Linked DNA regions of Homo sapiens: region 2 is linked to region 1. The links are chromatin contacts, found by Hi-C in ENCODE. All regions are on one chromosome and are shown on one strand. Each heading gives the region's core, a stretch centred on a gene start or an enhancer-like site at or near the end of the contact. The rest is flanking DNA. Distances are from core to core; before and after follow the strand shown.

Evidence for each region. A loop is a pair of places that touch in the nucleus more often than their neighbours do. Pooled maps may share reads with other maps.
Region 2: a pooled map shows a loop between it and region 1 (6-fold over the local background). The contact joins the enhancer-like site here to the promoter of GSKIP in region 1. A Hi-C loop is called at or near these places in 2 of 37 single-sample maps with no recorded cell type and 4 of 50 pooled maps.

What each region holds. Positions count from the first base shown.
Region 1 is chr14:96,360,994-96,365,901 of GRCh38, reverse strand. It overlaps GSKIP (GSK3B interacting protein), which reads right to left and starts at 2,376. Exons shown (of 4, transcript NM_016472.5): 1 at 2,334-2,376. It overlaps ATG2B (autophagy related 2B), which reads left to right and starts at 2,561. Exons shown (of 42, transcript NM_018036.7): 1 at 2,561-3,087. The coding sequence starts at 2,926. RefSeq lists a silencer at 2,104-2,453 and enhancers at 1,655-2,475, 2,396-2,690, 3,932-4,001.
Region 2 is chr14:95,659,338-95,664,245 of GRCh38, reverse strand. TCL6 (T cell leukemia/lymphoma 6) reads right to left here. Exons shown (of 8, transcript NR_028288.2): 4 at 1,582-1,766. Among named protein-coding and RNA genes, the nearest start is that of TCL6, 9.7 kb to the right of the region's middle. RefSeq lists an enhancer at 896-975. Within about 2 kb of position 2,330, at least 6 of the 41 ENCODE cell types and tissues checked have a DNase peak (open chromatin) inside an H3K27ac peak, as active enhancers do.

The DNA.
Region 1 (4,908 bases), core at 1,127-3,626:
ATACTGTGTCACTCCTCTCCTAAATCCACCTCACCCAGAGTAAAGGCCAAAGTTCTTTTTATTTTTTTAAGATAGAGTCTCACTCTGTTGCCCAGGCTGGAGTGCAGTGGCACAATCTCGGCTCACTGCAACCTCCGCCTCTCGGGTTCAAGCAATTCTCCTGCCTCAGCCTCCCAAGTAGCTGGGATTACAGGTGCACGCCATCACACCTGACTGATTTTTTATATATTTTTGGTAAAGACAGGGTTTCACCATGTTGGCCATGCTAGTCTTGAACTCCTGACCTCAAGTGATCCGCCCACCTCGGCCTCCCAAAAGTTCTGGGATTACAGGAGTGAGCCACTGTGCCCGGCTCCAAAGTTCTTATCAATGGCCTACGAGGCCCTACATGATGTGCTTCCTCTGCGCCCCGCCCGCCCCACCCCCCACCCCCAAACTGCCCAGCTTCTACTTTTTCCTTCACTCACTCTTGATGTTCCCTAAATTCATCAAGCATTCTCCCGTGACAGGGCGTTGCACTTGCTGTTCCCCTTGCATGGAAAACAACTCTTCCAGGTATACATGTGCCTCACTTCCCAGCTTTCTCCAAGTTTCTGCTAAAATGTAATCTTATTAAACAAGAGAATTTCTCTTACCATCTCATATAAAAATGGCAAGTCCCTTCTCTCTTCCCCATCTCCACTCCCTTTACATTGCTTTCGTTTTTCCAACAGCCCTTATCACCACAAAGCATATTATTCACTCATTTATTGTATGTCTCCTCCCTTCAATAAAATGTAAGTTCCAGGAAGGAAGAGATTTATCTGTTCACTGCTGTAATCCCAGTACCTAGAACAGTGCTTGGCACACAGAAGGCAATCAATAAATATTTACTGAATAAATGAACAAACTTCCACTTTATTGAGAGAAAGGGTCTTGCTCTGTGGTTCAGGCTGGAGTGCAGTGGCATGATCATAGCTCGTACGATCCTTTCTGATATTTGAAATTGCAGGCACTCTATGGATAGCGTCAATGCAATTATGCAGCCTCAAAGTCCTGGGCTCAAGCGATCCTTCCGCCTCAGCCTCCACAAGCAGGTACCACCATGCTTCCGTTTTAGAACATAAACTCCTTGAAGGTTCGGCCTGATTCTTGACACTGTTCACATGATCAACTGTGGTGACTTTCATTTAATGGACCTTAACAAATATTTCTGAATGAAGAGCAAGGGAATCTAAGTTACTGAGAATACTTGAGATGAGTCTACAAAGAATGAGGGAAATCAACAATCCAAGCAACTGCATACAAAGTACCCTGGTTCTAAAACGAAAAGGTGGTTGTGGAAAGGGGAACCAGATGTTTCTCCATCTACCAATATTTTGGGCTGTATTTCCAAGGCATTCATGAAAGTTGCCGAGACAGTAAACATTTCACTCCTTAAACTGGTCGTCTTAATTCACTGTGATTAAACAGCTGTATGTTTCAGGACTCTGTTCAGGTTCGTGCCCTACTCATATCATTTAATCTTCCCAACAAATCCATGCACATAAGATTTTAATCCGCTCACACTCGGCAAAGGAGGCAACGTGGGCTCGGGGAGGGCAGTGGCCGCTCAAAGTGGCTGGGCGGCTAATAGGTGTCAGTGCCGGGATTCTAACGAAGGACATCTGGCTTCTGGGCCATAGAACACCCGCACCCAGGCCTTTCGAGGTTGACTTAACTTAACAGCCGGCTCCGCCTCTGCAGGAGTTACCTCCCAAAAGGCAGAAATACGATTGCGCAGACTGCCAGAACAGCCCAAGTTCTTCACCCAGGTTCCGGCGGGGTCAGGAGCCTTTAGCATTTCTCAAGGAATGCAGTTTTGCCCACAGATGCTTCGAAAACCCAAGTTTCCTGATCGTTGCTATGACACACCCAGGATTAAGCGAGCGTATGCGAGAAGCGCTCTGCAAACCGCCAGGCAAACGGCAACGAAGAAGCTGCCTCAGAAACAATACCTGAATGAGGCGGGGGCCGAAGAACTTGCTGACAATGGGCACCGGTCAATGCTCGGGTGCGGGCGGGGATGCTCGAGAAGGGCTCCAGTCCTCCCAGCGGAGACGGCGGAGCCCCAAGTGTGCGTTTCCGGGGCGCCGAGGTCTGAGGGGAGCCGGGAGAGCCAGGCCGGCCAGACCGGCCCCCAGACCCCTCTTAACACGGGCGCGGGGCCCCTGCAGCCTGCCGCCCCTCTCGGCCCAGCCAGCTGCATGGCGTCGCGTCCCCATCCGGAAGGCCTGACGGCCCGCCGGCGCCCCGAGCCCCTAGCCCTTCTCGGGGGCCGCCCCTCGCCCGCAGCCACCCCGGCTGCCGCTCACCTGCGCGCCCGGCGTCCTCTTCTTCCTTCCTCCGGAGGCGACTGGAGCCGACCGGCGGTGCCGCCCCCTCCCTCCCCGCCTTCTTCCGCCCCGCCCCCTCGGAGCCGGAACTGCTCCAGCCCCCGCCCTTCTGCCCGCCTTCCGCGGCCCCAGTGTGGCGTCACTTCCGCCAGCGCCCGGCGGCGCGCCGGGAGTCTGGGTCTCGTGAACGCGCCAGGAGCGTCCCTACAGCCGGGAACGCGCCTCGCGGATGACAACAAATTCGTCGCGCGGCGGCAGTGGCGGTGGCTGCCTCAGCCCCTGCCGCCTCCTCTCGCGCTCTCTTGCACTCTCTCCGAGCCGGTTGGGACCCTCCTCGGAAGTCCCCTGGCCTGGGGCCAGGAGGACCCCTCTGCGTCTTGCCTCCGCCAGGCCCAGCGCGAGCGGTGCGGCGCCGGCGATGGGGTCTCCCTGAGGGACTCCCGGCACCAAATAGGGATGGAGGGGCCGCCCCAGGCTTAGGCCCCGCCGCGGCCTGGAGCCGGAGTCGCTACCCCGAGGCCGGAGCCGTCGCAACCCGCAGCCGCAGTCAGCCCAGCTGCCAGCAGTCACTATGCCTTGGCCGTTTTCGGAGTCCATCAAGAAGAGGGCCTGCCGGTACCTCCTGCAGAGGTACCTGGGCCACTTTCTGCAGGAGAAGCTGAGCCTGGAGCAGCTCAGCCTGGACCTGTACCAAGGCACCGGGTCCCTCGCCCAGGTCCCCTTGGACAAATGGGTAAGAGCTGCCGGCGGCGAGCCGGGCGGGGCTCGCTCCCCTCTTTAGGGCGCTTTGAACCAGTGCCATCCAAGATTGGTGACAGTCAGTCCCTCCTTGGGAATTGTTTGGACCCGAGTGTGACACGGCTCAGAGAAATGTGTTAGAGTGTTGTTTAATCTGTTTCTAACAAGTTTGCTCTCCTAAATCACGTGTTCCGGAAACTTTAACAGATGTAATGGAATCTACACTGTGGGAATAATTGAGTCAGTGCTTCGGGGGTCTGTGAAGCAGGCTCAATAGGTCCGTGGGAGGAGGTGACCAGAACTGTCCCTCGGGATGTGAGGGGCCGCAGGGTTTTGTGGCAAACAAACCCTGCCTTGTGGGATGACATTCTGGAAGGATTAAGGATGAAGAGGACCTTTGGATGTCAGAATCCCTAGTTATTTGTTTTGGGTTGGCTGCTTGCGCACCATGTTTGCCTTGTTTGTCATCGTGCAGCGTTTGCCATCTGGAAGAAAGTTAGGTGAAGGCCTCTTGTGCCGGTTTGCCTGCTTTTGCTTGATTATATGTTTACAAGATAGGTTTGTGTATCCAGCCTGTGAATGGTCGTCTGGCCCTAGTAGTGCTGTTGAGTTATGCCTCTTTGCTCCACGTGACAGATCGTAAAAGCAGGTGTTGCAAAAGCGCTGAAGTTGCAATTTTCAGACATTTTAAAACCTGCCTTCTACTTGTCATCTAGAGGCTGTGAATTCACTCATTGCTATACAGGTGCTTCATCTGAATTTCGACTCACCACATGCAGTCGTACCTGCATTTGTGTGTTCAATGCATAGCATTTTACTTAAAGTATATTCACTTTTGGGTTTGACAGGAATAGAGTGACTTCTACCCTTTGCCCAACCCTTACTTCCTTAGCCACAGAAAATCTTAAATTATGGAAATACCTTATTATGACCCTTAAGCGAATTTGTGCTAGAGACTATAAATCAGTATATAATTTTATCAGTATGTACCTGACATAAACTAGGGAGAGGACACAAGATAGTGGAAAGAGCCCTGGTTTGAGAGCAGTAAGACCCAGTCGCTCACCAGGAGGTGAGAGTCCTACCCCTGGAGAGACTCTCCAGACCGCCACAATTAGCCGAGTGATAATGGACTTAGCAATTCACCTGAGTTCAGTAAACACTAATGGAGCACACACTTCATCTCTGTGTCGTCCGTCTTATGGTATTGTATTCCTGTAATTCTTCCAAAAGATAGGGATTCTGAAGGATATTTTTGAATTCAACAACCCATGATTCTATACTTTTGATACAGTTATGAATAGGTTATCTTGAAAAAAGAGGGTTCAGGATTTATTAATGCCTTTTGTGGGTGGAAGGGCTTTGTATGCATTATCCTTTAATGACTTTAACCCTATAAGGTGGGCATTAATATTTCCATTTTACAGATGGAGTTAAGCAGTTTGCCCCATCACACATCTAGCAAGTATTACATCACATGGCCTAAGATCAAAAGAAAGGCAGTTAATGTTTATTGAGTATGTATTTATGTCAGGCATTGTACTAGGCACTTTCATTTGTGAGGTTTTATTTAGTCCTTATGGGAAATCAGAGGTAGTGATATTTGAATTTTATAGTTTGAGTTCAGAATCATTGGCAAAATGATTTATTACTAAACTTAATCTGAGGATGATGTTTTGTTCTTGATGGGCGGGTTTTGTAAACTAAAATGATAATGTCAAAGCATCCAGTAAACATTTGCTGTTGCTGATTTATTTTCATGTGCTGTGTTGATGGTTAGGATAAATCTTAGTGTGACCCTTAGATACAGCTGTTC
Region 2 (4,908 bases), core at 1,081-3,580, 700 kb after region 1:
CCAAGAACCTCCCATTCTGTCTCCATGCCAGAGGTCTGTGCCTAGTTGGTGCACTTCTGAATGCAATTAAAAAGCTTGTTTGAGGCCAGGTGCGGTGGCTCGTGCCTGTAATCCCAGCACTTTGGGAGGCCGAAGCAGGTGGATCACTTGGTCAGGAGTTCAAGACCAGCCTGGCCAACATGGTGAAACCTCGTCTCTACTAAAAATACAAAAATTAGCCTGGCATGGTGGTGGGCACCTGTAATCCCAGCTACTTGGGAGGCTGAGGCAGAAGAATCACTTGAACCCGGGAGGTGAAGGCTGCAGTGAGCCGAGATCGCGCCACTGCATTCCAGCCTGAGTGACAGAGCAAGACTCAGTCTCAAAAAAAAAAAAAAAAATGTGTTTGGTGCTCAGCCCAAATGTGGGACAGTCTGTTTCTATTTTATTTTCTCTCAATTGATTCCTTGTGAAAAGTTCTTAACCTGCTCTTTTAAAATACTCTGTGTCACCTCTCCCAAACAGCACAATCCAACAAGGTGCTGACACTGTTCCAAATTGCTGTCCACTTAAGATTAAAGTCCAAAAAGAAAGGGAGAAAATAAATCACAAGACATGAAACTGGCCTCACCACTGCTGTCCCCTCTTTGGCTCCACACACACTCTCAGACTTTCTGTTTCTGATTGCAGGTGTGTAGCTGGAAGGTGAACTGAGATAGCATGAAAACAGGTGGCATGGGCTGCAGAAAGAGCACTGGGGCAGGAAACCTGGATCCTGCGCTGCTCGGATGCACTTGGCTGTGTGACCTTGGACTTGGCCATCCACTCTCTGGGCTTCGGTTTTCTCCTGTGTTCAGGGAATTCTCACTAAGTCCTCTTCCCATTCTGCTCCTCTGTGAGTTGAGTGAGGATCTTTCTCTTTAATTTCAGCCTCCATCTTGTAAACCAAGAAGTATCTGAGACAGGTCTCAATCGATTTAGAGATTTGTTGTGCCAAGGTTAAGGACATGTCTGGAAGTAAAAAGACACGAAATCACAGAAACAGTCGCTAGTCTGTGCCTTTCTCCAAAGATGATTTTGAGGGCTTTGATATTTAAAGTGGAAAAGTAGGCTGGAGAGGAGAAAGGCAGTGTATGGTCACATGACTGAATCCACATGTTGCAAAGGAAACGGAGTAGGTAGGGGATAGTCAATTACGTATTTGTCTCATGCTCAATAAATCAGCAGTTTACGTAAGATAAGGTGAACATACAGTAGCTACCTGTGGAGCTATTTAACCTTTTATCTGTAGCTATCTACTTAGGAGCAAAAGGAAAGTCAGCTTCTTGCATGACTCAGCTTTTGGCTTTTTTTTTTTTTTTTTTTTTTTGCCTTTTTGGCATAGTGAACTGGGTTCTGAAGTTTTAGTTTTCCTTTCAGAACCTGCAGCTGCAGCTGTGTCCCATGAGTGTGGTAAGGCTTAGGGTGTTTTTGGAGATGAGCAGACCCAAGTTTTAATTCCAACTATGATGCCCAAATGCTAAGTTAATGTTGGACAAGTATTTAACCAATCTGATCTTCAGTTTGTCATCTGTGAATGCGGAACAATAATAATAATAATACCTTCTTTTGATAATTAGAGATAATGCATATGAGATATAAGCACAGAGCAGATGTTCCATGGCTGGTAAATATTCTCCCTCTTCCTCTTTGTGTGGTTGTCTGCTTGCTGTGTGTCTATGGAAGTCAGATGAGCATTTGCCCAGAGGTTGGTAGATGGAGCCCACAAGCTCATAAGAATAAAATAACTAGAATGGAAACAGAAAATTAGATGTTCCATATGTTGTAACTCATTTTTGGCTGGAAATTATAGAGACCTTGGTTGGGAGTGTCATTAGATACTTGGAAAGGATGGGCGATGATTAGCACAGGTGGCTGGAGATGAACTCCCTGAACCGGCCCTGACATCTTGTTAGAGAGAGAAAAGCTCACATAGGTGTGAGCCTAGAATTTCAGTTAATATGCATTTATTCTGTATCTTGTCATCACAAAGTTGAGTTTCGCAGTCTGCTAAGAAGAGCAAAGAACTTCCCAATAATATTGAAAGGTAATAGTCCTAAGGACCTTGAAAAGCTACATTTGTTAAGGAGTTTACTGTAGAATAGCATGCTTGTTCAGTAAAAGTGAAAAACCACCTTTGTCACAGGTGGTTGATTTCACCGGACAGCGCTGGCGATCATTAACCCACCATGACCTCCCACATTCGCCTTCAGTCACCTCCACCTGTTTTTGCCGGATGCAAAGTATCTGTTTGATGCCAGATAAGTATTTGTTTTGCAAATAAGAATAATGTGGCCGGACGCGGTGGCTTACGCCTGTAATCCCAACGCTTTGGGAGGCCAAGGCAGATCACCTGAGGTCAACAGTTCGAGACCAGCCTGGCCTACATGGCAAAACCCTGTCTCTACTAAAAATACAAAAAAGTTAGCTGGAGATGGTGGTGCACACCTGTAATCCCAGCCACTTGGGAGGCTGAGACAGGAGAATCGCTTGAACCCAGGAGGCAGAAGTTGCAGTGAACCGAAATGGTGCTACTGCACTCCAGCCTGGGTGACAGAGTGAGACCACATCTAAAAAAAAAAAAAAAAAAAAAAAAGTTTAAGTTCTAGATCTACAGATGATCCTGGATCGCCCACATAGGCCCTAAATGTCATCACAAATGTCCTTATAAGAGGGACAGAGGGACATCTGACTGCAGAAAAGGAAAGGCAACGTGAAGACGAAAGCAGAGGGAGATCTGAGGATGCTACACTACTGGCTTGGAAGAGAAGCAAGGGGGACGAAGGGCCAAGGAATGCAGCTCTCCAAGCTAGAAAAGTTCAGGAAGCAGATTCTCCCCTAAAGCCTCAGGAGAGAGCACAGCCCTACCTTGGTTTCAGCCCAGTGAAACTCGTTCTGCACCTTTGACCTCCAGAACTACCAGACAATGTTTGAAGGCACTCAGTTTGTGGGATTTGTTACAGCAGCCCTAGGAAGCTGACATCCCTGTTAAGGCTCAGCGTTGTTCCCAGACAGGGGACTGAGAGCAGGATCCATCCAGCGCTGCTCAGATCTTGCTGTTACCTTCAGGAGGTCCCAGGGAAGAGTTTGGAAAAGGGGAGGCTTTGGGTGTGGAATAGTTAAGTGACTTGTCATACAACCACACCAGAGGACGCTGTGTGGGTGTTAAAAATGACATCCCACAGAGCTTGGATGATGCAGGGAAATGCTTAGGATATAATGCCAAACAAAAAGAACAAGGAGGGAGTATACGTAGTAGAATTGGGCTGTGCTAAAAAGGGGGGCAAGTCCGGTCTGAGAGCAAACAAAACAAAATATTGCAAAATGTACCCAAGGGCTATCTCTGGCTGGGGGGACTCTGGCGACGGCTGTTTACATTGTACTCTTCTGTGTAGGGTCTCCTTTAGGAGGGCTCAGGGCTGCAGAGCAGCAGCCGCTAAGTGAGCAAGTTATAGCCAGAAGATTTTCAAATGTCAGCAGATTGGGAGCTCTGAGATAACATCGGAGACCTCCCAGCTGCTGCTGGAACCCTCAGGGTTGGACCATGGGAGGGGAGGAGGGGGAAGGAGAGAGTGTTGGAAGAACTAAGGAGGCAAGTTACAGACAATAATCTGCCAGCAGACAGGTTTTCTAACCCACCTTGCCTGTGGCTGCGGCACTGTTCTCTTTTTGCTGAGGGAAGTGGGGGATACGAGATGTTCGCCTTTCCCATTATCTAGGTCTCTGAATTATTGGGAAACACACATCTAGGCAAACAGCAGGCTCATTTTAGCGAGCACTATTTCACACTGCTGCCAGCTGGGGCTGGATGGGGCTGGCAGGCATGGCAGCCTCCCTGTCTCCAGACCTGGGCTGAGACTATGCCACTGATCCCAGGCTGGAAGGTGACTTCTATCTCCAAAAGAGCTGATCCTAGTTATCTTGTTCTCCACGTGGTTTGGACATGAAGAAGCCCAGGACTGGAGGAAGAGAGAGCAGTGCCGGCAGATCACTGGGTGAAGCTGTGTCTATCCGGTGCCACCGTGACTAATAAATTGGCAGGGTCCTGTGTCCAGAGGAACCCTGGGCTGCCTAGTGGAGATAGCTGTCAGGACGGACCCTTCTAAACCAGGAGCATGGGTCTTGGCTGCTGGGTGAGGAGTGCATCTGCCAGCTCCAGACAGCAGGATCAGAGTGAGGAAGGGTCTTCTCCAAGCTCTGTGCTAATGGGAATCAGGCTGAGAAGGGACTTCCAACCTAGCAGAGCTCAGCTGGAGGCCTGGAGCAGCAGAACTGTCTTTTGGCACTAAAAATTAATAACGTGGAAAGCTGAGAAAGAACGAGGCTGTGAGCCTGCCCACCAGGCAGCCTGGGCAGAAGTCAAAGAATTCTATTTTTATCAAGAAGTGCCACGTTCTATTACACTACTCTAAAAGAGATGCTCATTTGTAACATGGCAAGGAAGTCTCGGTCAGGGGTAGCTCTGAAAGGAAAGGTCTGAGTTGTAGGGTGTGTGTGTGCATATGTGTATGTGCATATGTGTGTGTACATCTGTGTGCATGTGTATGCATACACATATATAAAATATAAATATATATAAAAATATATTTAAATATTTAAATATATTTAAATATATATAAATATGTAAATGTATATATATATAAATATATATGCATGCATGTGTACATGTGTGAGCACCTACAGGGGCTGTTCAGAGAAGCCAGAAAATGTGACTGCAGAGATTTTTAACACCTGCAGCCTGGCTGGACTGGAGGCACGTGCCTTCTGGTCGCTTCCCCTAGGCCAGATAAACAACCCAAGCATCACACCCAGGACCCTGCATATTCACTGCAAACTCCAGAGTCACTGGCCTCCCGTCCAAGTCTGCCCCTCCTGCTCTGGGTCCCACTT